Regions from separate parts of the Homo sapiens genome. Here region 2 is linked to region 1. A link is an interaction called in ENCODE POLR2A ChIA-PET data of the cell type or tissue named here. Cell type or tissue: OCI-LY7. All regions are shown on one strand. Each heading gives the region's core, and the rest is flanking DNA. Links, peaks and the distances in the headings are about the cores only.

Evidence for each region. Peaks named below come from ENCODE experiments on the same cell type or tissue, not always from the same donor. Only the 100,000 strongest peaks of a DNase experiment are listed, where the experiment ranks them.
Region 2: POLR2A ChIA-PET joins it to region 1 with 6 read pairs; 2 of 35 experiments call an interaction of 5 or more read pairs at or near these places.

The regions. Positions count from the first base shown.
Region 1 is chr17:76,775,992-76,780,385 of GRCh38, forward strand. MFSD11 (major facilitator superfamily domain containing 11) reads left to right here. Exons shown (of 13, transcript NM_001242532.5): 12 at 415-550; 13 at 2,197-3,350. The coding sequence ends at 2,361. Among named protein-coding and RNA genes, the nearest start is that of LINC02080, 21 kb to the right of the region's middle. In OCI-LY7, for the core only: no CTCF peak of the experiment used is centred there; a DNase peak (open chromatin) is centred at 2,060; H3K27ac peaks cover 1,974 bases.
Region 2 is chr17:76,850,275-76,854,668 of GRCh38, forward strand. No RefSeq gene overlaps it. Among named protein-coding and RNA genes, the nearest start is that of LINC00868, 3.7 kb to the right of the region's middle. In OCI-LY7, for the core only: no CTCF peak of the experiment used is centred there; no DNase peak of the experiment used is centred there.

The sequences.
Region 1 (4,394 bases), core at 80-4,079:
TTTTGAGACAGAGTCTCACTCTGTCTGCCAGCCTAGAATGCAAGTGGCGTGATCTCCGCTCACTGCAACCTCCACCTCCGGGGTTCAAGTGATTCTCGTGTCTCAGCCTCCCGAGTAGCTGGGATTACAGGCACGCGCCACTATGCCCAGCTAATTTTTATATTTTTAGTAGAGATGGGGTTTTGCCATGTTGGCCAGGCTGGTCTCAAACTCCTGTCTTCAAGTGATCTGCCCACCTCAGCCTCCCAAAGTGCTGGGATTCCAGGTGTGAGCCACCGCACCAGCTTTGTCTTTATTTTTGTTTCATAGTGTTTACAACTTGCAGGTAGAATTCTTTTGTGGGTGGGTTGCTTGTATATTTTAAATGGCTCTAGCAGATATTGCTCATACTAAATTGATTTTTATTTTCTTCAGCAAAGAAGTTGCCATTCTCTGCAGTTTTCTGTTGGGCCTTGGAGACAGCTGCTTTAATACCCAGCTGCTTAGTATCTTGGGCTTTCTGTATTCTGAAGACAGCGCCCCAGCATTTGCCATCTTCAAGTTTGTTCAGGTAACCTCTTCAGATTGTGATTGTGTTTGACATAGGGCTCTTCCCTTTGTGTATTGCCTTGTTTTCCTTGGTTACTTGTATTGTGGTTTTAATTTTTATTTATTTATTTTTATTTTTTTGATAGAGTCTCTCTCTGTCACTCAGGCTGGAGTGCAGTAGCGCAATCTTGACTCGCTGCAACCTCCGCCTCCCGGGTTCAAGCAATTCTCCTGCCTTAGCCTCCTGAGTAGCTGAGATTACAGGTGCACACCACCATGCCTGGCTAATTTTTGTATTTTTTTTTTCTTTTTAGCAGAGGCAGGGTTTCACCACGTTGGTTAGGCTGGTCTCAAACTTCTGACCTCAGGTGATCCACCTGCCTTGGCCTCCCAAAGTGCTGGGGATTATATGCGTGAGCCACCGCACCTGGTCTATTTTTTTATTTTATTTTTTTTTAAAGACAAAGTCGGCCCGCCGCGGCTCACACTTGTAATCCCAGCACTTTGGGAGGCCAAGGTGGGCGGATCACGAGGTCACAAGATGGAGACCATCCTGGCTAACACGGTGAAACCCTGTCTCTACTAAAAATACAAAAAAATTAGCCGGGCGTGGTGGCACGTGCCTGTAGTCCCAGCTACTTGGGTGGCTGAGGCAGGAGAATGGTGTGAACCCGGGAGGCGGAGCTTGCGGTGAGCCCAGACCGCGCCACTGCACTTCAGCCTGGGCCACAGAGCGAGACTCCGTCTCAAAAAAAAAAAAAAAAAAAAGACAGTCTCACTCTGTAGTCCAGACTGGAGTGCAGTGGCACGATCTTGGCTCAGTGCAATCTCTGCCTCCCAAGTAGGTGGGATTACAGGAGTGCACTACCATGTTCAGCTAAGTTTTTATATTTTTAGTAGAGATGAGGTTTTGCCATTTTGGCCAGGCTGGTCACAAACTACTGGCCTCAAGTGATCCGCCCGCTTGGGCCCCACAAAGTGCTGGGATTATAAACATGAGCCACCGCCCCGGCTATATTGTGTTTCTTATTTTATTTTATTTTTTTGTTTCCTCTTTTTTTTTCCTTTTTTTGCTTTTGTCTTGTATTGTGTTTTTTAAATGAAAGTTGGGGACATCCTTTAAGAGGATTTATGACTAGAATTAGGAAGCAATGAGCAGTAAGATTTTTTGTGTAACAGATTTTATGTTCTGGTCTCTATGGCTCTGATTAGAGATTTCCTTCCTTAGATACCAGAATTCTATTCATTTGTAATACAGACAAGTGTATTTCTTACTCTGTACATTCTTGTTACTCCAGTTTTCCACAAAATGCTATTTTTGTTTCATTTTATTTTATTTTGTAGAGATGGGGTCTTGCTATGTTGTGCAGGCTGGTCTTGAACTCCTGGGCTCAAGCATTTCTCCCACCTTGGCCTCCCAAAGTGTTGGGTGGCATGAACCCCCACACCTGGCCAAAATGCTATTTTAAATACCAGGAACTGTGGCAGGAGTTTATGGTGCATGTTTGTGAGTCAGTGACTGAGGAAGTCATACCTTGATGCAGAAAGAATAGAAAGCACTGTGAGTTCCAGGTGTCCTTGGGGCAGGATAGGAGTGGGGCTAGGGGCTAACTGTGGCTCAGTGTGGCCCCCGGTGCGCCCGTTGTGATTTGTTTTGTTTGTTCTTAGTCTATTTGCGCAGCCGTGGCATTTTTCTACAGCAACTACCTTCTCCTTCACTGGCAACTCCTGGTCATGGTGATATTTGGGTTTTTTGGAACAATTTCTTTCTTCACTGTGGAATGGGAAGCTGCCGCCTTTGTAGCCCGCGGCTCTGACTACCGAAGTATCTGATCTGGTGTCCGTGAGGGGACACGTATGACCTCAGAAACACAGCTGGACACAGAGCTTGGTGGAAGAAGTCGCCTTTGATCTTCACTATATATTGGGTGATGTTCAGTATGGAAAATCAAGGGATTAAGACTGTTAAATCAGCCAGAGTTGGTGTTCAAGTTTACAGATATGAGTTATTTAAAGCAAGTAGAATAAGGGAAAGCTGTTCTGTCAACTGTAATTGTTCAAAGATGTTGTTTTTCATTTCATCTATCTCAATTCTTATAATCATGTTATAGAATGTAAATGTTTTCTTCTCTCTCCTGCTCTTGTTGGAAGATCCTGCCTTGATTTAGAATACTAGGCCATATGTCATATAAATATTTTTTCTGGATATGGAGTATGTTTTGCCATGTAATAATGGGAAGCATATGTCATTCCCCATATGTGTTGGAGAATGACATTTAAATAAATAGCAAAGCTGGGTGTGGTGTTGCACCGCTATACTCCCAGCTGTTGGGGAGGCTGAGACAGAAGGATCACTTCAGCCCAGGAGATTGAGGCTGCGGTGAGCTATGATCACACCACTGCACTCCAGGCTGGGCAACAGAGTGAGACCCTGTCTTGAAAATAATAATAGGCTGGTCACAGTGGCTCATGCCTGTAATCCCAACACTTTGGGAGGCTGAGGTGGGTGGATCACCTGAGGTCAGGAGTTTGAGACCAGCCTGGCCAACATGGTGAAACCTCATCTCTACTAAAAATACAAAAATGTGTTGGGTTTGGTGGTGCATGCCTGTAATCCTAGCTACTAGGGAGGCTGAGGTAAGAGAATTCGCTTGAACCTGGGAGGCGGAGGTTGCAGTGAGCCGAGATCGTGCCATTGCACTCCAGCCTGGATGACAAGAGTGAAACTCCATCTCAAAAAAAAAAAAAAAAAAAAGAAAAGAAAATAATAATGATAATTTTTTAAAATAATGAAAAATAAATAACAAGATGCTGAAATGAAATATTGATTTTGAAAAGATGTCTTCCTCTGTAAATGTTTCATTTGATAAGTTTTCTTACCTTGTAGCTCATAGCAAGGAGTGGCCAGTTAAGTATTATGAAATAAGGTAAAAATTGTCATAAGTCTTTTTTAAAATTTATTTATTATTTATTTATTTATTTAGAGACGGAGTCTCACTCTGTCGCCTAGGCTAGAGTGCAGTGGCGTGATCTCAGCTCACTGCAACCTCTGCCTCCCGGGTTCAAGCAATTCTCATTCTTTAGCCTCCCAACTAGCTAGGATTACAGGCATGTGCCACCACACCTGGCTAATTTTTGTATTTTTAGTAGAGATGGGGTTTCACCATGTTGGCCAGGCTGGTCTGGAACTCCTGACCTCAGGTGATTCACCTGCCTCGGCCTCCCAAAGTGCTGGGATTGCAGGGGTGAGCCACCATGCCCGGTCCTTTAAGTCTTAAGAACAGGGATCTAACATCTGTAACAACAAAAACATTGAAAAAGACAAACATATTTACTGAGGGAGGACTTTTGCTAGCAATTTTCCTGGAAGATGCAATGCAGAAACCCCCAAACAAACCTGGAATGAGATCTGAGCTGCGTCATCAGGCCAGTGTCACACCGTCATTTATGTGTCCTCCTCGAGCAGTGCAAGTCTATCATCCTGGGTGCGGGAATGGAACATAACTATTTGGGGAGATGTTAAATGGAAGTGTTAGCTTCCCTCCATAAGAGCTCACTTAAATTTTTTTTTTAAATTGAAATCAAATCCAGAAACCATAAAAATGTCCCATTTTAAAGTGTACATTCACAAGGTTGCATAACCACCACAATGATCTAATTCCAGGACATTTTATCACCCCAAAAAGTAGTCGCTGCCTGTCAGCAGTCATTCTTTCTCATCTGGCATGGCAACCACGAATCTACTTTCTGTCTCTATAGATTTGCTTATTTTGAACATTTCATGTAAATGAGACAGCTCAGTTTTGTTTTTTTTTTCTTTTCAAATTTTTAGTAGAGACAGAGTCTCCCTATGTTGCTCAGGCTGG
Region 2 (4,394 bases), core at 247-4,246, 74 kb after region 1:
AGACCTGTGAGAAAGCGATGCCCATTGTTTAAGCCCCTGGTCTTTGATCTGTTACCGCAGCGCGAGCTGACCACGCACTCAGTGTGAGGCGATGACCTTTTTCTCAACCATGCGCAAGTGGTATTTCTGCGTGCTTCAAATATCACAGGCCGGATTGTCAGGAAACCAAGGAGGGGCCTTTTGGAAGAGAATGATGCTGAGCATCCGGGTCCCTGGACAGCCAGCAGCCCTGAGGCAGACAGAAGTTTGGACAACTCAGGACAGGGAGCTTGGAGGGCAGCCCCTACATGTCGGAGTGGTCCCTACCTGTGTTGCCTCAACTCTTCCTTCAAGGCAAGAGCCGCTAAGGACAGTCAGGACATCCTACCGCCCAAGGCTGTTGAGCTCGGCCGGCCAAGGGTAAGTCTAGGGCTGGACGAGCTATGCCTGGGGCTCAGGTGCCCCCGGTGGGGCTGAGCACAGCCCAGGAGCTGGGCCTGGCTTCTCTGAGACTTGCAAGTCACACAAAATGCCTTCTACTCCATGGAGTGAGAGAGTGGAACTAAGAGGGGGGCAGTTTTAGAAGCTGAGTGAGGAGGTGGGAGAGGCACCTGATAAGAACTTGGGCTTGGCAGTTAGAGGAACAGGCAGAGGGGTTGGGGCCAGGTGCGGAGGCGGGGGATGGGCCACAAGGTGGGGTAGGTGGGGGGAAGGTGCAGAGAGGAGGGGCGGGGTGGGCATTATGGGGTTCTGTAAGAGTTTGGGGGCAGGGGCCAGGCGCAGTGGCTCATACCTGTAATCCCAGCACTTTGGGAGGCTGAGGCGGGCAGATCACCTGAGGTCTGGAGTTCAAGACCAACCTGGCCAACATGGTGAAATCCCATCTCTATTAAAAATACAAAAATTAGGCTGGGTGCGGTGGCTCATGCCTGTAATCCCAGCACTTTGGGAGGCTGAGGTGGGTGGGTCACCTGAGGTCAGGAGTTCGAGACCAGCCTGACCAATATGGTGAAACCCCGTCTCTACTAAAAATACAAAAATTAGCTAGGCGTGGTGGCGGGCGCCTGTAGTCCCAGCTACTCGGGAGGCTGAGACAGGAGAATTACTTGAACCTGGGAGGCAGAGGTTGCAGTGAGCCGAGATCACGCCACTGCACTCCAGCCTGGGCGACAGCGTGAGACTCTGTCTCAAAAACAACAACAAAAAACAAACAAACAAAAACAAAAATTAGTCGGGTGTGGTGGCGGGTGCCTGTAATCCCAGCTACTCAGGAGGCTGAGGCAGGAGAATCAATTGAACCCAGGAGGTGGAGGTTGCAGTGAGCTGAGATCGCACCATTGCACTTCAGCCTGGGCGACAGAGCGAAACTCTGTCTCAAGAAAAAAATTTAAAAAGAGAGAGAGAGAGTTCGGGAGAACGGGAGCAGAGGTCCCTGGAGATGTTCCCATTTCCTGGGTCTCCAGCAGCCCCCACTGACATCTCACTGAGTCCCTGTGTTCTCTGATATTCCTGAACAAGACCCAATTCATTATCATCCTAAAAATTGACTTAGGGAAAAAAAAAGTAGAGCCTTCAGCTCAAAGAACTGCTGAGATCTGGGATGATGGATGGCTTTATTAGCATGCTTCAATTTTATATTTATCAAATTAAACCAGCAGCCAAGGGACACTTAATTAAGATTCTTTGTCATCAGTCAGAGGAGAGAAGATGGGGGAGAGAAAGGGCTTATGACCCATATTCTAGAAGGAAAGGTTTAAGTGCCCAAAATAATATGTCAGAGGCCCTTGGGAGGGTTTGGTGGCTTGCAGTAATGAGGGCTGTCTTCACCGTGGGAATCCGAGGATGGGTTCGAGTCTTTCTTCCTTAAGTGTTTTCTCTTTATTAAGCTCTCATCAGAGATGCGACATTTATTCAGTGCTGGTCCTCCATGTTAACAAACACACCATGTCTGTAAGATATCAGAGCACAGGGCAGCCAGGGAGTCTGGGTTCAAATCCCGACTCTCCTTACTAATTGCATAATCATGGGCAAGTTACTTCATTAAAAAAAAAAAAAAACTGGGATATAATTCACATAAAATTCACCCCTTTAGAGTGTACAATTCAGTAGTTTTTAGTATATTTATAAATTCTTAGTATATTCACCATTGTGCAAACGTCACTTTCCAGTTAAAACATTTCCATCACCCCTGCATTAGTCCGTTTTCACCCTGCTGATAAAGACATACCTGAGACTGGGCAATTTACAAAAGAAAGAGGTTTATTGGACTTACAGTTCCACATGGCTGGGGAGGCCTCACAGCCATGGTGGAAGACTAGGAGGAGCAAGCCACATCTTACGTGGATGGCAGCAGGCAAAGAGAGAGCTTGTGCAAGGAAACTCCTCTTTTTAAAACCAACAGATTGGCCTGGCGTGGTGGCGTATGCCTATAATCCCAGCACTTTGGGAGGCTGAGGTGAGCGGATCACCTGAGGTCAGGAGTTTGAGACCAGTCTGGCCAACATGGTGAAACCCAGTCTCTACTAAAAATACAAAAAAATTAGCCCATTGTGATGGTGTATGTTTGTAATCCCAGCTACTCAGGAGGCTGAAGCAGGAGAATCACTTGAACCTGGGAGGAAGAGGTTACAGTGAGCTGAGATCATGCCACTGCATTCCAGCCTGGGCAAAAAGAGCAAAATTCCATCTCAAAATAATTAAAAATAAAAAATAAAACCATCAGATCTTGTGAGACTCATTCACTATCACGAGAACAGCACGGGAAAGACCCGCCCCCGTGATTCAATCACCTCCTACTGGATTCGTCCCACGACACGTGGGAATTGTGGGAGTTACAATTCAAGATGAAATCTGGGTGGGACACAGCCAAACCATATGAATCCCCAAGAGAAACCCCGTACCCTTTAGTGGTTATCCTCCATTCCCCCTGCCCCTAGGCCCTGGAACCATGAATCTGCTTTCAGGTTCTATGGCTTTGCCTATCTGGACATTTCATGTAGATGGAATCTGCAATATTTGCCCTTTTGTGTTTGACTTCTTTCACCCCGCGTAATGTTTTCAAGATTCATTCACATTGTAGCACATATTAGTATTTCATTCCTTTAAAAATTTAAATGTGGCAAAATACACGTAAGATAAAATTACCATCTTAATTTTTTTTTTTTTTTTTTTTTTTAAGATGTGGTCTTGCTCTGTCACCCAGGCTGGAGTGCAGTGGTGCCATCATGGCTCACTGCAGCCTCAAACTCCTGGGCTCAAGCCATCCTCCCACCTCCACCTCCCGAGTAGCTGGGACAACAGCCACCATGCCTGGCTAATTTTTAAAAATTTTTTGTAGAGATGGGGTCTCCCTCTGCTGTCCAGGCTGATCTCCTGCCTGAGCCTCCCAAAGTGCTGGGATTATAGGCATGAGCCACCGTGCCCAGCCATCTTAATCTTTTTTTTTTTTTTTTAAGTTGCAGTTTTGCTCTTGTCTCCCAGGCTGGGGTGCAATGAAGTGGTCTTGGCTCACTGCAACCCCCGCCTCCCTGGTGCAAGCGATTCTCCTGCCTCAGCCTCCTGGGTAGCTGGGATTATAGGCTTGTGCCACCATGCCCGGCTAATTTTTGCATTTTTAGTAGAGATGGGGTTTTACCATGTTGGTCAGGCTGGTCTCAAACTTCTGACCTTAGGGTATCCACCCACCTCAGCCTCCCAAAGTGCTGGGATTACAGGTGTGAGCCACTGTGGCTGGCCTCATCTTAATCATTTTTGTGTGTACAGTTTAGTAGTGTTAAGTACTAAATATTACTATGTGATCATCACCACCATCCATCTTCATAACTCTTTCATCTCGTAAAACCGGGCTGGGCACCGTGACTCATGCTTGTAATGCCAGCATTTTGGGAAGCTGAAGTGGGAGGATCACTTGAGTCCAGGAGTTGGAGAGCAGCCTGGGCAATATAAAGAGACCCCTCTAAAAATTTTTTTAAAAACATTAGCTGAGCATGATGGTGCATGCCTGTAGCCCCAGCTACTTGAGAGGCTAAGGAAGGAGGATAGCTTGAGCCCAGAAGTTCAAGGCTACAGTGAGCTGTGATCATGCCATTTGCACTCCAACCTGGGCAACAGAGAGAGAGAGAGAGAGACCCTGTCTCAAAACAAAACAAAATGAAAAAACCCCACAAAACTCTATACCCAACAAACCACTCTGCATTCTCTCCTCCCTCTAGCCCTTGGGAACCCTCGTTCTACTTTCTTTCTCCCTGAGTTTGACTATTTTGGAACCTCATATAAGTGGAATCCCATAGTATTTGTCTTTTTGTGCATGACTTATTTCACTCAGCATAATGTCTTCAAGGTTTGAAGGTTTGTCTATGTTGCAGCATGTGTCAGAAATTCCCTTTTTTTTTTTTGAGGCAGAGACATGGTCTCGC